Linked DNA regions of Homo sapiens: region 1 is linked to region 2. The links are chromatin loops, found by intact Hi-C in ENCODE. Cell type or tissue: Caco-2. All regions are shown on one strand. Links, peaks and the distances in the headings refer to the core of each region. The heading gives the core; the rest is flanking DNA. Region 1 overlaps TRABD2B (TraB domain containing 2B). Region 2 overlaps LINC02794 (long intergenic non-protein coding RNA 2794).

Region 1 (10,405 bases), core at 1,144-9,143, 150 kb after region 2:
AAAGCTGGTTCTTTCTCAAAGTTGCCCCACACCCCTCTGTGCATCATCTGCACTGGGACAAGTGCAGTACCTGCATGCCTGGTGCTCTCGGCCCATTTTTCTGGGCTGCTTGGGCTGGGCAGTCCTCTGTGGCATTTTTCAATTATGCACTGTCAGGAGCTAAGAAAATTAAAGCAAATGTTCCCCCAAGCAAATGTTCCCCTAATGGTAGCTAGGGATTGCTGAGTTGCCCCATGGATTGGACCAGAACCTGGGGCCAGAGATGCCAGCCAGGCAGAGTCCCTTTTCTGTCACAGCAGAGTGCGGCTGTCCCAAAAGACAGGGCAAGAGGAGACCCGCACCTTCCTCTGGGAGCTGATAGTCGAGAAGACCCAGAAGAGAAAGAGACTGGACCTGCCCTTGGGGAGGCCTCGGTGTCCTCCAGGAGACAGGTCATGTGGGAGAGTAGTTCTGTAAGACTGGGGATAGTTCATTTTGCTCATTTGGTGTTCAGTAAATACTGTATAAGTCAAGGAGGGCCTGGGTCACAGGAGCCCTGGGTGGCCCTTCTCTCTGCACAATGTATTACGCCCTTGAGGGACACACAGTCTAGTGGGAGAGATAGACAGACACATGTGAGTCCAGGAGTGGGTGACAGGTGCTGAGACAGAGGGAGAGGTGTGCTCGAGGCCTTCGAGTGTCAGGGAAGGAGTCCTGGAGGATTAGGAACTGCCATACAAAGAGCAGAAAGGGTGTCTTAGATACAGAGAACAGCAGTCAGCAGATGGGACTGGAGGCCTGAAGTAGCCTGGCATTCTTCTGTTTGTGGCCATTGTGGGCTTGGCTGCCCTCTGCACCTTATCTAAAGGCCACCAGATGTCTGCTCAGGGTCTTAGTGGAGCCCAGCTATCAGAATGGGCAGCAGAGGCTGTAAGAAGGGCTAGATGAGCAGAGGCAGGAGGGAGCAAGGGAGGATTCCTGGAGGAGATGTACCTGGGGCCTCAATGAAGGAGCACATTTGGACAGGTAGGAAGGAAAGCAGGATAGGAGCTCAACAGGAGCAAAGAACCAGGGGCAGGATGGGAACCTGACATGGAGGGGGCCTCAGACTGTAGGTGCCTTGGAGTGTGGCACATGGCATAATGCCTGGCTCCTTTAGGTGAGGCTGTAGCTTACTTCTCCCAACTGCAGTGAGTGCCAGGGAGGAAGCTTTGGGTCAGAAGAAGGCTTCTGCAATAGAAGTCGCTGCTCCCTCTTCAGGGCACTGAGGGTGCTGAGCGATGCAGGGGTCAGAACTCCCAGCTCCTATGGGATCAGGCAATGCCTTTGACTGCTTTATGCCTCAGTTTGACCATCTAGAAAAAAAGGACACGGGAGGGAACCTCTGGCATTCTGTGATTATCTCACTTTGTGACATTGAGCGGGGCACATCACTTTTGGGACTTGTTCCCTAGTATATAAAGTGGGGAGAAGCATGGGCCACTGCTGTCACCTCACTGAGAGTTTCAGAGGACTGTGCAGATGGTCTCTCCAGACCAAGCCTCTGGACCAAGGTGAGGGGTCAGAGGACACCGGGCTACTAGGGACTGCTCAGCCTGCTTCCCTGCAGCCAGGCCCCCATCTTTTCCTCTGCTGCCCCACCCTCTCTACCTTGGGTATGAGATGGCACAGCCAACCAGCTGTGCCCCACATCTGGAGGGACTTCCTCAGGCCGCAGCAGCCTAGCCTGGAGCCTGCCCCTCTGCAAACTCACCCACATACCTGGCAGCAGGAGTGTAGGCGGGCCCACCTGACAAAGGAACTCCCTGGCCCTGGGAGGACGGCATCCAGTCTGTTCTAGGCTCAGGGTCCTGGCTCCAGTGCTCTGAGCTCACCAAGGTTTATTTATTTATCATTTGTTTGGGGTGAAATGGGATAGAATCAAATCCAGTGGGCTGTTTAAGCAGCAGTTGGTGGAAAGAAAGCCATGTCTGTTTCTCCCAAAAGAATCCCCCGCATTGTGGCCCTGGCCCCTTGGTTGGGTTTCAGCAGACAATGCCCTCCTTTCTCCATGTGCCCGATGACTCGCCCCTGCCTGCCCGCCTGCCTGTCTGCCTCTGGTGCAGTGGGCCTGCTGCTGCCCGCTTGGCTTGGCGCTGGGGAGGAAAGGAGAGTCGACGCCTGAAGTCTCAGCCCATCAGTCCAGCCTGGCTTACCATGCCCTGCAGGACTTTTGGGACCACCATGCCCCTGTGACCTCCAGATCTCTGTTTGGGACATTTAGTTCATAAAAATGCATTGAAGGCCTGCTCTGTGTGGGGCACTGTGCCCACGGAAATGAAACCCTCTTCTCTACTGGAAGCAGGCCCAAGGGTTCAGGTCCCAGGTGAGCATCAGTACCCTTCCCACCAGTGCCCCCTCACCACTGCCAGTGGAGTTTCCATTGCCTTTTTGCAGATAAAAAATAAAGGAGACATCAAGGGGCTGAGCGACTTGCCAAGTTCACATAGGGAGGTGTTGGTGGCTGAAAATTTGGGGACACATTTTTCCACCACTCTGGTAGAGGCAAAGACGAGTGAATCAGCAGAGGCTGAGAGTGACCGAGGCAGCCTCTGTTGGTGAGCTCAGCATTCCTTGTTTGCTTGTCTGCAGCCATCTCTTCTCACTTCCCTTGTGACTTGGCTGAAGCCATTCTTCACATGTGGAATAATCCAGAGCCATCCCCTGGCCCCTGTTTTCCTTCTGTGCTCTCTGTCTGCCTCTCCAGCTTCATCATCTCCCTTGTCTTTTCCCATTCTGATCTCATTCTAACTTTGCTGTTTCTTCAGCTCATCAAACTCATTTCTGTCTTGGGCCTTTATACTTGAGCTCATCTGCACAGAGCTCTCTTCTGATGTGTGTATGTGGCTGGTCCTGGACAGATAAAGGGTCCATTAGATTTGCATGATTTCCTGCTGCCCATGCTTCTGAACACCTTACCTCTCTCTTCTTTCTTTTTATTATTATTTTTTTTTTCTTTTGAGACGGAGTCTTGCTCTATCGCCCAAGCTGGAGTGCAGTGGCCCGATCTCGGCTCACTGCAAGCTCTGTCTCCCAGGTTCACACCATTCTCCTGCTTCAGCCTCCCGAGTAGCTGGGACTACAGGCGCCCACCACACACCCGGCTAATTTTTTTGTATTTTTAGTAGAGATGGGGTTTCACAGTGTTAGCCAGGATGGTCTCGATCTCCTGACCTCGTGATCCGTCTGCCTTGGCCTCCCAAAGTGCTGGGATTACAGGCGTGAGCCACTGTGCCCCGCCTACCTCTCTCTCCTTTCTTTACACCATTTGTCACTTCCTGAAATCTTGGCACTTAGTTGCCTCCTTCTTATAGTTTTGTCTCTCCCACTGGAATGTAGGCTCCATGCCTGGTACATCCTAGGAGCTTGGTAAATATGTTTATTTTTTGAATGAGTGAATGAATGAATGAAATCTGAAATGTTGTGTCTTGATTTTCAGGGACTTTTTCTCAGAAAAATGTATTATTTTCTCTAGAAAGTTTCTGGGACCTTGGGGACACAGATCCGAAGAACCATAGCCTAGAAAGTACAATCATAGGCTGGGCACAGTGGCTCACACCTGTAATCCCAGCACTTTGGGAGGATGAGGCGGGTGGATCATTTGAGGTGAGGAGATCAAGACCAGCCTGGCCAACATAGTGAAACCTTGTCTCTACTAAAAATACAAATATTAGCTGGCCATGGTGGCACGCACCTGTAATCCCAGCTACCTGGAAGGCTGAGGCAGGAGAATCACTTGAACCCGGGAGGCAGAGGTTGCAGTGAGACAAGATCGCACCACTGCACTCCAGTCTGGGTGACAGAGTGAGACCCTGTCTCAAAAAAAAAAAAAAAAAAAAAAAAGAAAGAAAAGAAAATACAATCATAGAGTGGACTGATGGGAGAGGCCAATAGAGTTGGGCAGGGAAGTGACCAGGCTTCACAGGCTTCAGAGTCAAACAGAACTTTGAGACTTTGGGCAATTTACTCAGCTCTCTGGGCCTCAGTTTCCTCATCTGTAAAATGAGAATAATAATAGCCATATCACCCTCAAAAATTACTTTAATATTTTAAAAGTGCTTAGAATAGTGTCTGTCCCACAGCATGCATCATAGTAGCATTAATTGCAGTTACTCTTACTATGTATTAGCAATTTTACTATTATTAGTAATAGCATTAAAGTTATTGTTTGAACTCAGCTCTGACATTTACAACCCGTGTGCCCTTATGTTAGTCACGTAACCCCCTTGAACCTCAGTTTTCTTATTTATAAAATATGGTTAATGTCAGTGTATTAGTCTTATAGATTTGTCATGAGGATTTAATTTAAAAACTTAGCAAAGTCATGGGAGCTGGAAATGTAGGGACAGAAAGATGGAGACTAAAAGTGAGAGAGGGGTGATGAGGAGGCTTGGCGAGAGGGTGGTGAGAGAGATGATTCAGATGCACAGAAGTGGCGGGTGTAAGGAACTAAGTGGAAGGGAAACATCTTGAAATTTTGAAGGAGGAATACTGAGGTTAAGGAGAGAGAAAGGTCATCTTATTTGTCACTTGGGACGGTCTTAGAAGCTTATGGAGGGGTAAGAATTTTGTATTCTTCTCAATAAACCAAGTGCAAAGAAAAGAATTTGGGGTGAGGTCTTGGAGCTGCATTTCCTCTCCCTCATTCTCTTGAAAATGAAAATATGGTCTGATTTTTTAAACCTAAAGGGTTGGAAAGAGATAGGGAGGTCTAGACATTCGAGGTTTAAATCTGAAGGCTGTACTCGACCCTCAACTCCTGTCTTTTGTCTCCTGTCTCCAGGGGCAAGAAGAGGTAAAAAGTTAACAACCTGAGATAGGTGTGTTTACCACCAGGTGCTCTAAGCACAGCAGGTTTGCTGGGGTGACAGTTCCGGCCTGATTGGGAAGTTTAATGTTTGACTAGACTCCTTGTACCTTTTGCAAAGCCATTTTGCTTATTGGCCTTTAGCTGGTCTGTCTGCTCCCCCTAAAGGACATCCCTGGCAAGCCATCACTCAGGATATGCCCTCAGGATAACAGCACCTTTGCCTACATGCCCAAGTCTCTCTATCCCCACTGTCCCAGAGCCTATTAGCACTATTTTGGAATCTTTGACCCTAAGATTTTACGGCCTGCGTCATTAGAATTTCAGACCTTTTGACCTCAAGATTCCAAAGCCCACGGCCCCCCAAATTCCAGAATTTTTGTTGCCACAGATTTAAGAGTCCATGTCACCAAAAGTCTCAGAGCCTTTTGGGGTACTTATCTGGCTTCATTCAGATTCATGACACCTGGGCTGCTCTGTGCTTGACTTTCTGTCTTAAGGAGTACTGGACTAGGAATCAGGTCTAGGCCTGGAGCTTCTGATAGGTTGTGTATAGTCACCAGCAGGGGCTTTACCCTCTGAGCCTCGGTTTCCTCACCTATAAAGTGCGGGTAATCACCCTGTGAGCTGCGGGAGATAATGTGTTGGAAGGCAAGTGCTCTGCAGATGTGAGCTATTCCTGTGTTAGTGCATGTCAGCTCTGCTCAGCATCAGCGTCATGACACTGGAAAATCTAGCTGCATGACCTCCTTGTTTTGGCTTTTATTCACTCTATGGGCCATGGCCATCCTTTGCTGTTTACCAAGATTTTTAACTCAATTGACGCCCGAACTCCTCCAACCATGTCTTCTGGTCTTGGCTGCTTGACCTCTTTCCTGTACACTTTCTAGGAGTGCCCAAGTCATAATTAATCTCTTCCTTGCCTTCAGCCTCTCTGTTTATGCCTCAGTTGTGGCACTCTGCAAAGCTGCTTTGTATGAGTTATATATTGTATGTGTTAATGACGCCATTATGCTAATTACCTCCTGCCCCATCACTCCTGGGTGTTTGGTGCCTAACAGTGTTGACCAACCTTGGGTGAGGTCCTTGGCCTTTCTGAATCTTAATTTCCTTGCTGTTAACGTGGGAGAAAGTAGCACAAATCTCATAAAGTTGCAGTGATTAACAGTGACAAGAAATAAAAGATTTAAAATAGATGGCACTTAGTAGGTGTTCATAAGCATTAGTAGAGATGACAAAATAAGGTGGGAAGAACATAAGCTTTGAACCAGGCTTCAAACCACAGCTCTTGCTTTTGAGAATAATGTGACTTTAGACAGGCTACTTCCCTCTTCTAAGCCTAAACTTTCTCATCCTTAAAATGCTTAAAGCTGGCATAACAGGGTTGCAACAAAGGTTTGGTGTTCATATGAGTAAAATGCATGGAAAAGACCAGGAGCTCAATAAAGGGTAGGTACCTATTATTATTATTTCTCTTTACCTCCATATGGAAAAAAAAAAAACCTAGTCTTACTTGTCTTTTTTCATCACCTTGAGCTATTGTGTGTAGCACAATTGAGTCTCTGAAGCAAACTGAATTAGCAAAACTAGTAACACAGATGAAAAAGACTACAAAGAATAGTGAAAGGACAAAATATAAAATTTTGAGAGGGTAGAGGAGGGAACACTTCCTAACTCACTTCCCAGCTTTATAAGGCCAGGACTATCCTGATACCAAAACAAGGCCAAGAAATTATAAGAGAACTATAGACCAAAACCCCTTGTGTCATTAAATTGATGCAAAAACTCTCAACAAAATTATTAGTCATTCAAATCCAGCAAAATATAAAAAGGATAATACAATATGACCCAGGAATTATCCTGGGAATACAAGGCTGGTTTAATGTTCAAAAATCAATCAATGTAATTTCTTAAATCAGTAGACTAAAGAAGAAAAACCCATATGATCATCTCATTAGATGCAGAAAAGGCCTTTGACAAAATTCAATATTGCTCATGATAAAAACTCTCAGTAAACTAGGACTAGAAGAGAACTTTATCTGATAAAGAACATTTACAAAAAACCTACAAGCAATATCATATATAATGGTGAAAATAAAATACTTTCCCCTAAGATCAGAGACAAAGCAAATTACATATCTGATAAAGAACTTGTCTTTAGAATATATAAAGAATGCTCAAAACTAAATGATAAGAAAACAAATACAATTTTTTAAATAAGCAAAAGATTTGAACACTTCTCAAAAGAAGATATATGAATGGCAAGTAAGTACCATAATAAAAGATGCTTAACATGTTTAGTCATTAGAAAAATGCAAAGTAAAAGTACAGTGGAGTACTACAGTACAGTTAATCCAGTGGCTACAATTAAAACCGATAATAGCAAGGGTTGATGAGATTAAGGAGCTATTACAAATCTTGTACATTGTGGCTGGGAATGCAAAATGGTACAACCACTCTGGAAATCAGTTTTGCAGTTTTTATAACATTAAACATACACTTACCACATCCAGAAATCCCACTTGCAGGTATTTAACCAAGTGAAATCAAAACCTCTGTTCACACAGAAATGTTTATAGTGGCTTTCTTTGTAGCTACCCCAAATTTAAACAACCCAAATATCCCTAAACTGGGGAGACAATACAACACACTGTGGTGTATCCAAATAATGAAATACTGCTCAGCAACAAAAGGAAAAAAACTACTGATACAGGCCCAACATTGATGAATCTCAAATGCATGGTGCTGAATGAAAAGAAGTCAGACCGAAAAATGATTCATTTATATGACATTCTGGAAAAGGAAAAACTATAGAGACAGAAAACATCAGTGATTGTCAGGGACTGAGGAGGAGGGAGGGTTTACTACAGAGGGACACGAATTCTTTGGAGTGTTGGAACTGTTTTATATCTCAATTTGGGTGGTTACATGACTGTACATGTTCATCAAAACTCACAGAACCATACACCAAAAAAAGGTGCATTTATTATATGTAAATTATTTTTTAATAATGAAAACCATGAAAGCTCTGAGAGCAGGCTAGTAAAGCTTTAAGGTCTGTAACACAGGCAGAAAGCATGCAAATGTTTGTTGGACCTGGTAAAATCCTTCCTGAAGCCTCTTTCCCTTAGACTAGTTTCAGAGCTCAGAGCTACGGCTACATCCATGTCCAATCCAAGATGTGCCTGGGGGCTCATCGTCTCCCTGGAACATGGCAACATTGCTTCCCTGCCTTCCTGCCCTTTCACTATCTCCAAGTGCTGCTACAGAGATCTAAAACAGAAATGCACACACAACTCCTTCTTTCAGAGCTCCCCATTGCCTGGGCCGTGAAGTCTGAATCAGTCCCGTGGCATACACAGCCCTTGGAGATCTGTTCCCCACCCACCCCCAACTTCCCCAGCCCTTCCTAAGCTCCAGAATCACTGAACTACATGTCCTGCAGCACATTTCAGACTTGTCCCCGCATCAGTGCCTTTGGGGGTTCATTTTCTACTCCAAGAATTGTAGCCCCCTTTTTTCTATCTAATGAGTGTTTGTTCTCAACCTCCAAATCTCCTCTGAGATGTTCCCTCCCGGGAAGTTTGCCCAGGACAGAGCTGGCTATTTCCTCCTTGGTGTTCTGGAATCAGCCTGCTTATCACATCTTCTACTGTGGTAGCCATGTCCGTGAGCTGCTTACATCTGCCTTCGGGAAGAGTCTGCTGCCAGGGAGTAGAGAGAAGTGGCAGACTTCCAGCTAACAGTCAAGCCTGACCATTTCTGCCCAAACTCCTGTATGGACAATTTTTGCACCGGAGCTTCTTGTTGGGCAGGCTGAGAAATGTGTAGAGGGGCTTCAGTCTGCAGCACTTCCTACCTGATCCTTCTTCCTTCCTCCACCTGCTCTTTTCACCATGTCTGGCCTGCACTACAGTCAACTTTTTCCTTGCCTACTTGTGCTTCTTCTGTCCTTTGCCTTTCGTAAGCATTACTCCCAGTGAGTTGCTTGCACCTCTGACTCTGTCTTGGCTTCTGTTCCCTGAGACACTTCCTAATGGTTATTTCTTTTTTCCCATTGGTCTTTACTTCATTCTCCACTGGCTCTGAATTCATACATTTATTTATTCATTCAACAAATATTTCTTGAGAACCACCATCCAGAGTTCCCACCATTCACAGCTCAGTGCCAAGGTTGCTCTCTTTTCATAGGACCTAGCTGGATCCAACTCTTCTGCCATTCCCCCTGCTCCCTCTCTCCACACCCCTGAGAATTTCATGTTCTGTGGCCCCTCCATTCCTGGGCTCATGCACTCCCGTGTCCTGCAGCATCATCCTTTATTCCCCAGGTAGCTTCCTCCTTTAAGGCTTTGCCAAGCCTCAGGTCTGGGAAGCCTCCCTTGATGGCCCCTGGCCCTGGTTATTGCTCATGACAGTGCATAGCATATATTAGGTTGCAGAAATGATTAGTTGAGTGTCTGGCTGAATCTCAGATGACTATTGTCAGCATTGATTAGAAGACATAATGTGTGTAAAGCAACAAGCATGGGGCCTGGCAGGCAGTAGGTGTGTGGTAAATGCTCATGGTTGAGTTCCAGTAAATTCTATTTGAAGGCATATCTCATAAATTGCAGCTGATGTTTCTTTCCATTGTGTTCTGTGTGTGTGTGTGTGTGTGTGTGTGTGTGTGTGTGTGTGTGTTTTCTGGATGCATCTCACGTATAGTTGGAAAAGAGAGAGACAGTGAAATTTTCTACATTGTGTTTTTGTTTTGCTTTTTTGAGGCAGAGGTTGCAAATGTGCATTCCTCTTGTGGTGCCAGCACACCAGGCTGGAGTCAGGAGAATAAGTTCTAGCGTGAGTGGGGGTGTCTCTTCCAGTAGCTGAATATATGACCCTGTCCTTCTAAGGACCTCTGTTTCCCCATCTGTAATGAAGAATTGGACTCTGATTTCTGTGATCTTTGTGGAACTAAGGTCTTGCATTAGGGTGTAGAACCAATGAAATGAGCTTGCATTTGTTTTTTGTTTGAGATTATTTGTGCTTTTTTCAACCTCCTTTCTCCATGAAGGCTGAAAGTGCACAATATTGACTTGTAATAATGGGACGTAGAAGCTCAATAATCACTTTATAACTTGATATTAATTACATTTTACAGTTTACCTGTGGGGGAACATTGGCATCTTTCACACACATGTGAAATTTCGTGCCAAAAATGGAAGGACCCTAACATGGATTAAACACTAGTCATGTGCCATGTCCTTGAGTGGGGATTGCGTGTGCGTGTCCTCGTTGAATCTTCAGAACCCCGTTCTGGAGTAACCAGTGTTATCCCCATTTTTTTAAATTGGGGAACCAAGGCTCAGAGAGAGGAAGAAACTTTTCTAAAGGCTCAGAATAACCAAATGATTGGACTTTGAACCCACTGTTCCCTGACTTCAAAGCCTGTGCTCTTCTTTTGGATTCAAGTACGTTTGGGTTTAGGCTTTCAAAATAGAAAAGAAAAATCCAGTAACAACTAAAATACTTAGAAATGACGAATCAGTAAATGCTTGGGTATAGCAAGTAAGAAGCATGAGCTCTCACATTGCCAGCCTCATT
Region 2 (10,405 bases), core at 1,626-9,625:
GGCAAGAACAAAAAACCAAACACTGCGTGTTCTCACTCATAGGTGGGAATTGAACAATAAGAACACTTGGACACAGGAAGGGAAACATCACACACCGGGGCCTGTTGTGGGGTGGGGGGAGTGGGGAGGGATAGCATTAGGAGATATAACTAAGGTAAATGACGAGTTAATGGGTGCAGCGCACCAACATGGCGCATGTATACATATGTAACAAACCTGCATGTTGTGCACATGTACCCTAGAACTTAAAGTATAATAAAAAAAAATTTAAAAAAAAAGACTGACACCCAAACCATAGCCCCAAAGCCTGTCCCTCCTCACTGCAAGAACAGCCTCTCTTCCATAACCAAGGACCAATGCCTTTGCCTGAGGATCCTTCCCCTTTCTCAAGACTTGTTGAGGTCAAGGTGAAGGGCATGAAAGGAGCCAAGCAAACTTCAGTGTCGGCCGCGTGTCTTAATGCCCATCTGATATGTACTCATCTAAAATTCTCCACAGACTGAAGCCATAAAATCATAGCCTTATTTAGTGGTTTCTCCAAGTCTAGCTCTGAGGCAGCTCCACAACTCTTGGCTAGGAATATTAATTCAAATAACTCACGCAGACAGCTGTGTAACCAACACGAGAGATAGATGGAGCCCAGAACGCCCCTGTGCAGTAGATCACAACCCCCCACTCCCGTGCCCTCCCCGAAGCTGCCCGGACAGAAAGAGGTCAGTGATTAATTATGCTAAGATAAACAGAGTTAATTTTCTTCCTGGATAAAACTAATTACAACTGTGTTTGTTTTGGTAGGACATGGAATTACTGTCCCCGGTGACAAATCTTCCTAATTGAAAAGAGTGTTTATTTTAAAGGGGTGGGAGTTGGGGTCACTAAACAACAGTTAGCTAGTGTTTTCCCCATTTTTCACTTGAAGAGGGACAGTGATTAGGCATTGGCCTCAAAGAAACGAGCAAAATCTTTTTGTCCACGTTTCCTTCCTTCAAGCCCACTCGAGAGCCTTGGCAACAGCATGAGGGAGAAGAAGTTGGCAGTTTGGAGGTTTCCAAGAAGAATTCATGCCCTGTGGTTAATTAGATTTTAGTGGGTGGTGAAATCAGGGTGAACCCCTCTTTGGAAATCCAGTGAGGAGGGAGGAATGAGCATTTTGAATCCCACCACCCAGCAACATCATAAACTGTGGGAGAACATGTGACCCAACTCAGATCAATTCTTGCAGCATTATGCTAGGTCAGCTCAGTGCTAAAGCAACAGGGATGGAGAAGAGGGAAGCAGAGTCCCTGCTCTCAAGGAGGCCAGAACAAGAATTGTTGTTCACATATCTGGTGCCGAAGGAGCAGAAGGAAGAAGTTGTGGAGAAGGTGGGCAAACAGAGAAGAGGAAGAGCCTTCCACCAGAGACCAGTATGAGCAAAGGCGTGCAGGTGCACAGTGTGTTTCAAGAGCTGTACATAATCCAGTGTGCCTGGGATAACAGGGTGAATTGAGGCACATGACTGCAGAGGAGGCTGGAAAGATACCTGGTATTTGGATCATGACAATTTATGTTCATTTACTAGGGCTGCCATAACAAATTACCACAAACTGGGTGGCTTAAAACAACAGAAGTGTATTGTCTCGCAGTTCTGGAGGCTGGAGATCCGAAATCAAGGTATTGGCAAGGGCTTGCTCCCTCCAAAGCCTTTCTGGAAAGAAGAATCCTTTCCTTGCCTCCTCCAGCTTCTGGAAGCAGCACCAGGTGTTCCTTGGCTTGTGGCAGCATAATTCCAATCTCTGCCTTCACTTCCCATGGCTGTCCTCCCTCTATTCCTATGTCTGTGTCCAAATTTCCCTCTTTTTATACAGATTTCAGTCATACTGGATTAAGAGCCCACCTTACTCCAGCATGACCTCATCTTACTAATTACATTTCAACAACTCCATTCCCAAATAAGCTCACATTCTGGGGTATGAGGAGTTAGGGCTTGAATGTACATTTCTGGAGGACACAATTCAATCCATAGCACAGGTTGCAGAGGCCACTTACAGGAGTGTGAAGTTTAGGAGCAGAGGGAAGACACTCTAAGAGCTGTAAGTGATGGAGGGGCTCCATTTGTTTGTTTTATTTTATATAAGACTTCTCTGGGTCCAATTTGGAGGACTCATAGGTGAGCATGACTCAAAATAGGAAGACCAGTTGGGTAAAAAGTTGTTACAAAAATGCTGGTGAATCTTGATTGTACCCAGAGATTGACAGTGGCAGAAAAGGTGGGTTGGAGAAAAAGGAATCTGTGACAGGGCTGTTTAGATTTCCAGGATTCTGGGGTTTAAAGAACCTCATTATTACTGGGGTGGTGGAACAGTAAAGAAAAGTGGGGGAGTCAAGGACCACTTCCAGGTTTCTGAGCTCACTGAGGAGAAGCAGATTGGAGGGGAGAGGAGTTCAGTTCTGTACAAGTGACAGGTTATGCAATCAGTGACATTCGGGAAACAGTGGGATGTAAAGGTCTGAGATTCAGAGAAACACTTTCCTCTGGAGATACAGATTTAGAAGCCATCAAGAATTAGATGATTATTGAGGCAGGAAGATGGATGATGCTCCAGAAAGACCACATAGAGTGAGAAGAGAAGGTCCAGGACAGAAGCCTGCAGAACCAGTCATGAGAGAGGCTAAAGGAGAAGGGGGATCAAGGGTTTACACTGAGAAAGTGCAGGGTCTGACTTCCCAGCCTTCCAGCCCCAAACCAAAGTGACCTCCTGCCACCACGGTGCACACACCAGTACTTACGTGCACTACACCTTCTCCTGAATGCTGATTATCCACACACGCGCAGAATCCCCTGATCCCAAACTCTGCCAACTCCTTAAGTGTGTTGTGGACCATGTCATTATCTGCTCCCCTTGTGTTCCTCGCGGCCTCCCTAAAAAGGATTTAGCACAAAGCAAGTGCTTATCACTAAATATATGAATAAATGTGATTAATTAAACCACCGTCAAAGATGTATTTAATACTTACAGTAGGTAAGGCAAGGTTCTCTAACAGAAACCAAGTATAGGGCACAAGATAAAACAGGTGCTCACTAAATGTTGTTGAAAGGAAAGGAGGAAGGGGAAGACACCAGTTAGCATCAGAACTACTCAGAATAATGATAGTAAGAGGCTCCACCGGAGAGGCCCCAGGACTGCGTGATTGTGATACGGAAGAAAGGGCAGAAGGTTGGACATCGGGACACCTACATGCCAATTCTCCTCTCACAGTAACTCCCTGTGTAAATCATTCAGCTTTCTGGACCCAGTTTGCTCGAGTATAAAGTTAGGGGTTTCGGTTATAGATTTTCTGAGAACCTTTGCCTCTGCAAAGCTAGAGTCCAAATTAAAAGTGTTGAAAGACAGAGTACAGAGGAAAACTAAGCTCTGGTTTTTTTTTTCGACAGTTACACACAGAAATGCTGAACATTTTCTCAAGTAATCCTCACCCCTGTCTCACAGAGAAGAAATGGAGGCTCAGAGACGTTTTGATATGCCCAAGGACCGTGAGAAGACTGGAGCATGGGGCTGGGGATGCACCAGGGCTGGGAGACAGGGGCGAGCATCCCCACAGTCATGGATGGCAGGGAGGCCGCGCTGCAGAGCTATTAAAACATGGCCTCTGACTTGGCGATGCGGGCTCTTTTTTGGTTCCATATGAACTTTAAAGTAGTTTTTTCCAATTCTGTGAAGAAAGTCATTGGTAGCTTGATGGGGATAGCATTGAATCTATGAATTACCTTGGGCAGTATGGCCATTTTCATGATATTGATTCTTCCTACCCATGAGCATGCAATGTTCTTCCATTTGTTTGTATCCTCTTTTATTTCATTGAGCAGTGGTTTGTAGTTCTCCTTGAAGAGGTCCTTCACATCCCTTGTAAGTTGGATTCCTAGGTATTTGATTCTCTTTGAAGCAATTGTGAATGGGAGTTCACTCATAATTTGCAAGTCAATCCTAAGCCAAAAGAACAAAGCTGGAGGCATCACACTACCTGACTTCAAACTATACTACAAGGCTACAGTAACCAAAACAGCATGGTACCGGTACTAAAACAGAGATGTAGATCAATGGAACAGAACAGAGCCCTCAGAAATAACGCTGCATATCTACAACTATCTGATCTTTGACAAACCTGACAAAAACAAGAAATGGGGAAAGGATTCCCTATTTAATAAATGGTGCTGGGAAAACTAGCTAGCCATATGTAGAAAGCTGAAACTGGATCCCTTCCTTACACCTTATACAAAAATTAATTCAAGATGGATTAAAGACTTAAACGTTAGACCTAAAACCATAAAAACCCTAGAAGAAAACCTAAGCATTACCATTCAGGACATAGGCATGGGCAAGGACTTCATGTCTAAAACACAAAAAGCAATGGCAACAAAAGCCAAAATTGACCAATGGGATCTAATTAAACTAAAGAGCTTCTGCACAGCAAAAGAAACTACCATCAGAGTGAACAGGCAACCTTCAAAACGGGAGAAAATTTTCGCAACCTACTCATCTGATAAAGGGCTAATATCCAGAATCTACAATGAACTCAAACAAATTTACAAGAAAAAACAACAACCCCATTAAAAAGTGGGCGAAGGACATGAACAGACACTTCTCAAAAGAAGACATTTATGCAGCCAAAAAACACAAGAAAAAATGCTCACCATCACTGGCCATCAGAGAAATGCAAATCAAAACCACAATGAGATACCATCTCACACCAGTTAGAATGGCAATCATTAAAAAGTCAGGAAACAACAGGTGCTGGAAAGGATGTGAAGAAATAGGAACACTTTTACACTGTTGGTGGGACTGTAAACTAGTTCAACCATTGTGGAAGTCGGTGTGGCGATTCCTCAGGGATCTAGAACTAGAAATACCATTTGACCCAGCCATCCCATTACTGGGTATATACCCAAAGGACTATAAATCATGCTGCTGTAAAGACACATGCACACATATGTTTATTGCGGCACTATTCACAATAGCAAAGACTTGGAACCAACCCAAATGTCCAACAATGATAGACTGGATTAAGAAAATGTGGCACATATACACCATGGAATACTATGCAGCCATAAAAAATGATGAGTTCATGTCCTTTGTAGGGACGTGGATGAAATTGGAAATCATCATTCTCAGTAAACTATGGCAAGGACAAAAAACCAAACACCGCATGTTCTCACTTATAGGTGGGAATTGAACAATGAGAACACATGGACACAGGAAGGGGAACATCATACTCTGGGGACTGTTGTGGGGTGGGGGGAAGGGGAGGGATAGCATTAGGAGCTATACCTAATGCTAAATGACAAGTTAATGGGTGCAGCACACCAGCATGGCACATGTATACATATGTAACTAACCTGCATATTGTGCACATGTACCCTAAAACTTAAAGTGTAATAATAATAAAATAAAAATAAATAAATAAATAAATAAACATGGCCTCTGGACAAAGGCCACCCGGTGTGAACCCTAATTCAGGCAAAAACGTGTTTCACACAGTTTTGAATTATTTGAGGCTTGGAGTTGTTCCAACAGCAGTTAAAGGTACTGACTCAGGGAGGAGGGTCCTTCCCGTGGCTTACCAAAAGTATTTTCAGATCCTTGGGCTAGCGGGGAAGTGACAGTATTATAACCACGGAAAGCCGTGGTCAGCAGTGCTGCGGAGGAGGGAGGAGACCTGCACTGTAGCTCAGGCTGTCCGTGGCACGTTCCCTCTGGCCTCAGGCTCCTCGTCGCTAATGCTTCATCAGTGAGCCCCAAGATCCTTTTCAACTCTGACACTCTGTGAAACCTCACCCTGAATTCTAGGAGCCCAGGTTGTTGATTTGTGTTGCACAGTTAAACGCTTCATGCTTGCGTGAGGCTGCCGTTCTCTGGAACACTCTGAAGCAGCGGCTTCCAAACGCAGGTCCCTGCACCAAGCTGAATCATAATTACCTGTAGGGCTTTATAAAAACACATATGCCAGGCCGCCACACCAAACCCACGGCGTCAAAATCTCAGGGGCGGAGCCTGGGGATTTGTATTATTAGAAATCTCCCAGGTGAGCCCGGTGCTCAGATCCACCCGTAGAACCAGTTGTGCAGCTGCCGCACCTGCGTTTCCGATGCAGCACCTGCCACCTGGTGCACATAGAAGGTACTGCAGGGATCCTGCAGGTCCAGGCAGCTCACTGCAAAGGGTGGAAGAGGACTCTGGGGTTTCTCATCTGGGTAACCAGCTGTCAGATACAGCTGGGCTTAAATCCTCACACTGACACCTCCAGCAATGTAACCACAGGTGCACTTAGAAAAATTGGGTGGAAATCCAGTGTCAAATGTGGGTTCTCTCTTGGAATAGCAAAAAAAAAAAAAAAAAAAAAAAAAAAAGTCCCATTCTTTCTCTTATGAATGGGAAAAGTGTTTTCTGCTATGCAAAGATCTAATTTCTTGGGGTGGTGATGGGGATAGAGTAATGAAGGAGGGGCAGCGAAAATGTGGAGGAGAAAATAAACTCATATGTTTGGGTTCATTTGGACTTTTTCTTTCAGTGGTGAAGAGAACTTAACTAGTAATAAAGGACAGATAATAAACACGGTTAATCCTCGGATAGAGCAGACCGTGTGCCAGACACTGATTAACAGCTTCATCTGTAATCACACTTCATTTCCAGCGCCAGCCCAGTGAAGTAGGCACTATCATGATGCCCATAAAAACATATAAGGAAACTAAAGTACAAAGAGGTTAAGTGATTTATTTGATGCCTCTCACCTGGATGTAGTTCCGTGCGTTCTGATCCAACATTTCATCTGTGTAAAACAAATATTTTCACGTAGTGTTCCCCTTCCTCATCCACCTCCATTCAGCATTCAAACTGCCCTTGCTTCATCAGGAGATGGACTGACAACACAGCTCAGAGAAATGGAAAACACTCAACATCAGCAAAAATGTTTGGAAAAACATCAAGGATAAGAGCAAAGTGATTAAGGAGAATGACACTTCCTGTGAACTGGAGAGATACATGTGAAATTTCTGTAATCTATATTTAGACAAGTTGGTTGTGCCTCGGTTTCTGTCATCTGCCAAAAGGGGGAAAAACTAGTGCCCATCCTATAGGTTGTGAAGAGCAAATGACATAGTGTGTATACAGCAGTCAGCACAGTACCCCTTTCAATGTTTAGCAGCTGTTGTTAGCAGATCAGATGTAACCAGTTTATTGAGAAGCCTCAATCCATTGCGGTATAGGTATAAACAGTTCAACTTGTTTACTCTAGCCACAACTGTTAACCATGATTTGTCCTATCTGTCAGTATCATTTTCTAATGATATTTTCAGGTAGATCCCATTGCTTTCCCATCGATATCAGTTACCAAAAGTCCCGTCTGGTCTAGTTCACAACTCCCATCTCATATCCAGTTTCAATAGCACTTCCTCGTCTCGCTTCAATGTTTGCCAGACTTGTACCTCAAGTTACGAGAGTGGGAAGGGGACATGGAGAAACCCTGTCACTACAAAAAAAATACAAAATTAGCTGGGCATGGTGGTGCATGTCTGTAGTCCCAACTACTTGGGAGACTGAGGCACAAGAATCACTTGAACCTGGGAGGCGGAGTTTGCAGTGAGCCGAGATCACGCCACTGCACTCCAGCACCTGGGCAACAGAGTGAGACTGTCAAAAAAAAGAAAAAAGAAAAAAAAAACACCAAGGGTGGTAAAAGGTTGTGGTCTTGTCTTCTAATTTTCTCCTTTCTTTTCTGGGTCTAGTGCCTTTCATGTTGAGGGAAGAAGGGAAAATAAGAGGAATAACAGAGATCGCTCTAAATAAGTGGCTGTTTGTCATTGGTGGAAAAAGGCTCCTGATCTTACACTGGCTTTACCTGCTTCCCTCTGTTGCTGGCGGCCTCTGACAATATGTTGGTCTCCTATTAGATGATGTGGTGTATGGAGTTATATGGTTTTGGACGCAGATGTTCATCTTTATGCCAGCCCCCTCCATCTCTGATGACCCCACAGAGGGGTAGCTGTGTCTCCCTTCATCCTATTAGCAGTCTGTGGCTCCCAGCTTCCTCTTTGGCCAGATGTCACCTTATCTGGTCCACATCAATCAGAACTCCCACCTTATCCTCCAACTTCTGTTCTCTCCTTAAAATGGAGCCCTGATGAACATGGAGGTCTTCTACACTCCCCAAGGGCTGAAGGGAAGTTGGTGAGGTAGACAAAGAGCACAACATTTTCTTCTTTTGTGGAAAACTTCACTACAGCACCTGCTGTCCCTTCAGAAGTGTGTTGCTCCACCATGCTTCCAGACATCAGAAATCTATGGTAAGAATTGGATGCCAGGAGATTTGCACTTTTGCCCACAATTAAGTTACCAGGATTGAATTTACCCTCCTGCATTCAAAATAAAAAAGATAAAATGTCAGAAACGCCATTTTCAAGACACTAGACCTAAGACAACAAAGGATAGTTACTCCCTAAGAGACAAGAAACAAACTAGGTAAGCCCTATGACTGCCCCAGCTTGCTGCCTTCAGAGACTATGCAGGCTACGGGACAGAGAAGAAAGTCTGAGAGGAGCCCAGTAGGATCCTTGAACTGAGGTAATAAGGCTGCGAGTTAGGGAAACCAAGTGGACTAGAGTTCATGGATGGACAAAGTAATAAAAGGAAAGAGATGTGCAGAGAAAGAGCCCTGACTATCTGCAGAGCATCCCCCTCTGATATTCAACAGAGTCCTGATTAGCACATGCATGTGAAGTAACACTTCAGGATGGAGGAAAAATAATTTGAAAAGATTAAAGAACATTGTCTGATGCTCACACGGGGCTGGGAATATTGCATATTCCCCCCTCTGACAGCTGAATGAAATCATACTTTATGAGCATTGGGTAGAGTACCCCAGAAAATCTTGCTTAGTAGTGGGGCATAATTAGCCCTAGACTGCTCAGATATGCCAAATAAATCATAAAAGCAAGACCCAAGAAGATCAAACAATTTCCAGGCAACTTAACACATCCCAGAACAAAGCTCAAGAAGATTTATAAGAATCAAAAAGATCCACCACCCAATAAGGTAAAAGTGACCATTTCTGGCATCTAATCAAAGATAACCAAGCATGCAAAGAAGCAAGAAAACACAAAGAGAATAACCAAGCAATCAAAACCATCCAAGAACTGAAACAGATTTAAAATTGTCAAGCTAAGATGTCAAAATAATTATTATAATTGTTCTCTATATGTTCAAAAGTTAAGTAGAGGCATGGATGATTTCAAAAATACTCAAATAGAACCTAGAGATGAAAACTACAATGTTTTAGATGAAAAATACTCTGAGTAGGATTAAGGATATATTAAACATGGCAGAAGGATGGCTAACTTGAAGACATAGCAATTAAAAATAATGGCAAAATAAACAGCAGAAGAAAAAATAATAAAATTCAGTGCAGAAATCAATGGAATAGAAAATAGTACAACAGTAGGGGGAAAAATCAATGAAACCAAGAGATGATTTTTTTAAGATCAATGGAATTGACCAACCTCCAGCCAAGTTGATCAGGGAAAATATGAAAAAAGACACAAATTACAAAATTAGGAATGAGACAGGTGCCATTACCACACATTCCCTTATATTAAAAAAAGGAGAATATTATGAGCAACTTTATACCTATAAATTTGACAACTCAACAAACCAATTCTTTAAATAACACAAATTATGAAAGCACAGTCAAAAAGAAATAACCTTAGCATCTCTGTATCTACTTGTTTTTTTCTTTTTTGTTTGTTTGTTTGTTTGTTTGTTTTTTGTTTTTTGCAGTCAACACACATTTATTGAGCATCGACTCTGTGCCGGGCCCTGGGTGGGCACAGGGGGCTCAGAGACGAATCACATGCAGCCCCTACCATTGAGGCCGTCACAGCCTGGCAGGGCAATTGGTCACGTCAATGGACACTCACGATACAGTGTGGTCAGTGGTGTTAGAGGTAGCACAGGTGACCGAGGGAGCACAGAGGAAGGTCCTCTGACCCGGCTGGGGGTGGCGAGGAGGGCTTCTTGGAGGAGGTGACACCTGAAGAGGGCTTTAGGGAGTGAACGAGAGGTTGTCTCGTCTGAGGAAGTGGCCTGTGCAAGGGTTCAGTGGTAGGGACAATGGTGGCTGGGAGTTGAGCAAGGGCCAGTCCAGGAAGGGCCGTGGAGTCCGCAGGCAACAGGGAGCGCTGAGGGGTGTGAAGCAGGCGGTCGGCAGAGGGCCCGCTAGAAGCCAGCATGAAGGGTGGCCCAGGGGACAGGGCAGGGGAGAAGGGTGGGTCGCCGTGGACAGCAGAGGTGGACGAGCACGGCCCTTGCCCGGGGAGTCTCATCCTGCCCGGAGGCCCCCTCAGCAGCGGGGAGGTGGGGCTGCAGGCTGCCAGCCG

Evidence for each region. Peaks named below come from ENCODE experiments on the same cell type or tissue, not always from the same donor. Only the 100,000 strongest peaks of a DNase experiment are listed, where the experiment ranks them.
Region 1: a loop joins it to region 2, with 10 times the contacts of the local background. A loop is called at or near these places in 3 of 110 quality-filtered maps.

The regions. Positions count from the first base shown.
Region 1 is chr1:47,942,858-47,953,262 of GRCh38, reverse strand. All of the region lies in intron 2 of TRABD2B (TraB domain containing 2B), which reads left to right. Among named protein-coding and RNA genes, the nearest start is that of TRABD2B, 49 kb to the left of the region's middle. In Caco-2, for the core only: CTCF peaks have their summits at 4,771 and 4,976; a DNase peak (open chromatin) is centred at 4,942.
Region 2 is chr1:48,089,601-48,100,005 of GRCh38, reverse strand. LINC02794 (long intergenic non-protein coding RNA 2794) reads right to left here. Exons shown (of 15, transcript XR_007066073.1): 6 at 7,873-8,386; 7 at 6,767-6,907; 8 at 5,600-5,962; 9 at 2,770-2,902. It also overlaps the pseudogene CYP46A4P. Among named protein-coding and RNA genes, the nearest start is that of LINC02794, 45 kb to the right of the region's middle. RefSeq lists an enhancer at 6,301-7,500. In Caco-2, for the core only: a CTCF peak has its summit at 6,108 (motif pointing left); a DNase peak (open chromatin) is centred at 6,115; H3K4me3 peaks cover 486 bases.